2 separate regions of the Homo sapiens genome follow, and region 2 is linked to region 1. A link is a contact called in ENCODE Hi-C or POLR2A ChIA-PET data. All regions are on one chromosome and are shown on one strand. The core of a region is the stretch at or near the end of the contact, and the rest is flanking DNA. Distances in the headings are between cores, read along the strand shown.

Region 1 (2,700 bases), core at 170-2,669:
TAAAAAAAGACATTAATTTTAATATATTTGTTTTTACCATATGTTTACTCCAATATATCAAAAATATTTTAATGAGTAAACAATACCAAAAAAAATTAATGAAATATATTCCTTGTTCATACTAAATCCTCAAAATCTAGTGTGTATTTTATACTTACAGCACATCTGAGTTTGGACTAATTTTTTTTTCAGAGGCCATTTCTGATAAAACAAATGCATGTCATGTTTCTATACCAGTTCTCCAACATCAACTGGACATCCAACAATTCAGTTCAAGTCTGACACTAACTCCCCGGATTTAGCGTAGACTCCACAAGTTCAGGTCTGTCCTCAAGACTGCCCCCACTTCAAACACTAGTTGCAAGTTCCAAGGGCCACCAGAACTTCTAACCAACCAGCTATAAATATGAAGGTTTCCACAATCCCCCCTCCTCAGGTTCAGTAATTTGCCAGAACAAATCATATAACTCAGGAAAACACTTTACTTACATTTACCAGCTTATTTCTAAGGGATACACCTCAGGATCAGCCAAAGGGAAGAGATGCATGGTATGGAGGGAGGCAACACACCACCTGCCCAGCATCTGATGTGTTCACCAACCCAGAGGCACTCCTTATCTCATTATTCAAGAGTTTTTACAACCCAGTCTCAAGTTACCCTCCCTCCCCCGAGGTTGGGGGTGGCTGAAAGTTCCCACCCTCTATTCACTTGTTTGGTCTTTCAGATGACCAGCCCACATCCTTAACCTAGCTAGGGACCCCACCCTGAATCACCTTGTTAGCATAAACTCAGGTGTTGCGAAGGGCAGTTATGAATAGCAAAAGATACTCCTAAAGGGTGGGGTGTGTTAGGAATAACAAACTATCACTTAGGGAATTTCTAGGGTTTTAGACACTGTGCGCCAGGAACCCAGAACAAAGGACAAATATATTTTGTACTCTACCACAACTAGCCTTATTTCCACTGCTACCACACTAAACAATGCATATTTACAGCAAATAGCCTGCTCACAGCAGAGCCTGCGGGGGTAGGGAAGAGCTGGGTGGCAAGAGACCTGGCTTCTAGTGCTGGCTCTCTTCTAATGTAATCTATGACCTTGAATCAGTCCCTTAACTTTGCTGGGCTTTGACTTATAAAAATGCAGGACGCAGATGATCTGTTACTTTGTGATTCCAAATATTTACCTTGGCAAGGACTCAGTTTCCAAACTGAGATTTAAAGGATTTGCTGAAAAATCCAAATCATCTAAATCAGTGCATCTCAAATTGTAATGCATACATGAATCATCTTGTTAAAATGAGATTCTGATTCAGTAGGTTTGGGGTGGGGCTTGACATTCTGCGTTTCTAATGAGGCCAGTGCTGCTGGTCCACGGACCACAGCATTGGTCCTTGGTAACAGAATTGTTCTTGGAGTAACAGGAATGTGTCTCAGTCCTCTGAGAAGCAGATGCCTGATAGGCAGGAACTCTGGGGAGGCTGGAAGAGCCAAGAGACGATGATGCTGGTGTAATCCTTGTGAAAAAGAAAGGGAAGCAAAGATGAGTGGAGGAGACTTGGAGTGCAGTGCAGTTCTAAGGAAGTTCAGCAAGGCAGATAAGAAGTCCTTGAGCCATCAGGGGAATCCCACATATTCCAAGAATGGGCCTTCCTAGGATCCCCACCATGCTCAATCATTGGCTAGGAGCAGTCCATGGGAAGCATGGTTTTGGTGGAAACACAGTAATAGATTTCAGAATATACCAGCTGAGGCCAATAGTCAATGACAGTCCCTGCAGTCAGAGATCTGAGAGAAATCTTTTCATGGTTGTCAATGTTAAAGTTGTCAGAATCAAAATGGAGTCACTTATGTTTAAAAAAAAGCAAAACAAAACAAAACAAAACAAAAAAGCCTGATAAATTGAGCCAGGGAAAGCTATGAAGAGAGAGTACTCATGCATAAATGCCTGATAACAAAAACTATCAAAAAAAAACCTGCAAAAATTGCAACCTTGCACAAAGGCCATTGCAACCTTACACAAAAATTACTCCTTTGAAGGCATCTGTCTAGCAACTGCCTGTCCAGCCTTGGATTAGTGTCACCCTTGTTACTGATCCTTGTAGCCAGGATAATTATCTCAAAACAATTATGTAATGATCCTCATTTTTCCTTTAAAAAACCTTTGTGTTCCTTTACCTCCCTGAATACACACATAGTTTACTATGGTGTTATATAGGTATTCCCATTGCAATGCCCTTGATATAGTTTGGATGTGTGTCCTCACCCAAATCGCACGTTGAAATGTAATCCCCAACTGGAGGTGGGGCCTGGTGGGAGCTGATTGGATCATGGGAGTGGATTTCTCATGAATGGTTTAGTACCATCAACTTGGTACTATTCTCATGACAGTGAGTAAGTTCTCCTGAGGTTTAAAAGTGTGTGGCACCTTCCCCCTTACTCTCTTGCTCCTGCTTTGGCCATGTGACATGAAAGTTCCCGCTTGGCCTTCTACCATGATTGTAAGATTCCAGAGGCCTTCCCAGAAGCAGATGCCACTATGCTTCCTCTACAGCCTTACAGCCTGCAAACCATGAACCAGTTCAACCTCTTATAGTTTTGTTTTTTTTTTTTTTGAGACAGGGTCTTGCTATGACACCCAGACTGTAGTGCAGTGGCGCAATGACAGCTCACTTCAACCTTGACCTCCTGGGCTCAAGCAA
Region 2 (2,700 bases), core at 160-2,659, 350 kb before region 1:
ACTTCACAGTGTCTAGACTCTAATCAGATAGAGTAAGTAGGCAGGTTAACAGTTTTCTAGTATGCCATTGGAAGGATAAATTTTCTTAATGTTAGTGTACTGTGGTAGATACTGTCAACCAAGTTAAAAGATACAAAGGTTGATTACCTTGATCAAAAACACCTTAGAACTTAATAGTAAAACTAAACAACAACCAAAAAAATACAAACTGTCAGTTCACTGAAGAAACACATATTGCCAGAAACCATGAGAAGCTGCCTGCAATCTCAGTCATAATTTTTTAAAGGCAATCTAAAATAAAAGTGAATGAAGATTTTGGCTATCAGGTTGGCCAAACCATAAAATGTTTCTATAACTAACTATTAGTGTTAGGCTGTTCATATTCACACTTTAATAGTGAGATTCTAATTTGTTATAAGCATATTCATTGGTGTTTCTTGGAATAGCAAAATACTGAAAACCGTCTCAGTAGTCTTGTTGTTAGGTAAATACACCATGTTTGAGAAGTGTAGAAAAGAATGACATTGTTAAGTGAGAAAAGCAAGATGTGGACAAATGTACATTTTTATTTTAAAAAGCTATTATTACATGTGTATGTTTATACCTAGGTCTGAATAATGCAGACAATAAAGCTTATTTATGTTAGTGGAAGTAAGGAAAATATTTTTCTTTTTTTTTTTGTAAGGAAGACTTTATAGTCAAGACTAGGGGAGAGAGATTAAACTCGACTCTGAATACAACAGGAACTAGTGGAGATCTATAACCATTAGGCACTGTTAGGAAGTAGATTTCTCTCTCTTTTTTCAAGTAGGGATAAGTGATTTTAATTTTTGTATTTTTAAAAAGAATTTTAAAAATATGAATACAAAAACTTAAATATCACATTCTCTTGGTAGATTTTTTATTGTCGGGATTTATAAAACTACCCAGATAACAGGGAAATCCTTCAGTTTTTCCTAGTAATGTTAAAGACAGATAAAGTAGAACAAGTGATTAGAGTATACAGTACCTCAAAGTGTCTGTCATAAATAAACTACTTAGAGGAATGAATATTTTGTACTCAAATAAATTGCAAGTATTTGTGAGCTGAACCCTATGTTTCCCTTCTTATTCCTGTTTCTGTTTGTCGAACTCTTCCTCCCTGACTTTCTCTTTCAAAGATGAGCATACATGGATTCATTTCGGTTTTGTAGTGTTTTGTGACACTCTAACCCTGATGTTTCCTTCAGTAGGGAAAATCAGAAGGGTTTTCTATAGTTGAGCCAGGTGATTGGAGTGGTGAAACCAAGCAGGGAGAGGTAAAGCCAAAGTAAGAGCTGCCTGTGTGGTGACTCATGAAATGGTTGAGGTTTGAATAGCTTTTGGCAGAAAGCAGAAGAAAAACGGAGACAAGGTATGGGTGTGTATGTGTGTGTGTAACTACATGCTGTACAAGCTATGCATATTTCTGAGAGCACATACTAATATAATTTAACCTTTGATGACTAAGGCTATTCTATAGAGTTTCAATTCTTGTAATCTACTCTAGTAAATGATGCATACAAGTAATGTGTAAGTGTGCAGGTATGAAGGGCTGACCTAGCCTACTGTGCGTGCTGAGACTCCCGTGTCTCCATCTTCACCCCCAGTGTAAATGCATTTGTTATAAATTGGAAAATGACTAGTTGAATTTGCTAGAATTATGTGTAAACTAATAGTATCTAATAACTGAGTGAGTGTCAAATGATTCTCCTATGAGGAAAATCAAGTGCCTTTTAATAAAGATTTGTGATATCTAATTTTAGTTTTTTATAGTTTGCTTGTTTGGCCTACTTTTAGGACCTTGGCTGTGTGCCACATAATTGAGGGTGTTGAACAAGTGAGATGTTGGAAAAGTCTCATAATTCAAATATTAAGCAAGTTTTTAGGGCCTGTTCTGAGTTCTAGCTGTGCACTCTAAAATACATAAATATATATTAGTCCCCACTTAGCTGAGGAGTATATGTTCGAAGACTCCCACCCTGAAACTGTGGACAGTACCCACTTGATTGCCATCAGTTGGAATACATTTTTATTCCTGTCTTCCACCCACAAATTTAATGCCTTTTTCATCTTAACTAAACACTTACTATATACACTGTAGCTGTAACTTTGGCAGTTTGAGGTGTGACAGCAACATTAGCATGAATTTCTTTTTCCTTCTTCACAATGTCATGGGTAGAAGATTTATTCCTACCATAGATCATAGCAGCCTAAGCATATGATTTTTTTCTTTCCTTATTCACTTGAGAATTTTCACTTTTACACTTAAAGGAAGCACTTTATGGCTTCTCTTTGGCATATCTGAATTGCCAGCATCACTACTCTTGTACTTTGGGGACATTACTAAGTAAAATAAGGGTTACTTGAACACAAACCCTGTAATACTTCAGCAGTCATCATAACCAGGATGGTACTAAGTGAGTAACAGGTGGGCAGATAGCATACACATTGTGGATTCACTGGACAAAGGAGTGATTTCTGTCCGAGGCTGGATGGAGTGGTGACAGATTTCATCACACTATGCAGAATGGTATGAAATTTAAAACTTATGAATTATTTATTTCTAGAATTTTCTGTTTAATATTTTCAGATCTGAAGGCACAGAAAATGAAACTGTGGGTAAAAGAGGACAACTGTAATTTATTCTACAGGTTCCCAAGTAAATGCTTGGCTTGTACA

Evidence for each region. A loop is a pair of places that touch in the nucleus more often than their neighbours do. ChIA-PET counts read pairs that join two places held with the same protein, here RNA polymerase II (POLR2A).
Region 2: a loop to region 1 is called in a map of Caco-2, with 3 times the contacts of the local background. The contact joins two enhancer-like sites. A Hi-C loop is called at or near these places in 1 of 168 maps with a recorded cell type or tissue (Caco-2). POLR2A ChIA-PET finds 5 or more read pairs at or near these places in 1 of 52 experiments (WTC11).

The regions. Positions count from the first base shown.
Region 1 is chr11:9,773,555-9,776,254 of GRCh38, reverse strand. All of the region lies in intron 1 of SBF2-AS1 (SBF2 antisense RNA 1), which reads right to left. Among named protein-coding and RNA genes, the nearest start is that of LINC02709, 15 kb to the right of the region's middle. Within about 2 kb of position 1,419, at least 4 of the 41 ENCODE cell types and tissues checked have a DNase peak (open chromatin) inside an H3K27ac peak, as active enhancers do.
Region 2 is chr11:10,121,665-10,124,364 of GRCh38, reverse strand. All of the region lies in intron 2 of SBF2 (SET binding factor 2), which reads left to right. Among named protein-coding and RNA genes, the nearest start is that of SBF2, 170 kb to the left of the region's middle. Within about 2 kb of position 1,409, at least 4 of the 41 ENCODE cell types and tissues checked have a DNase peak (open chromatin) inside an H3K27ac peak, as active enhancers do.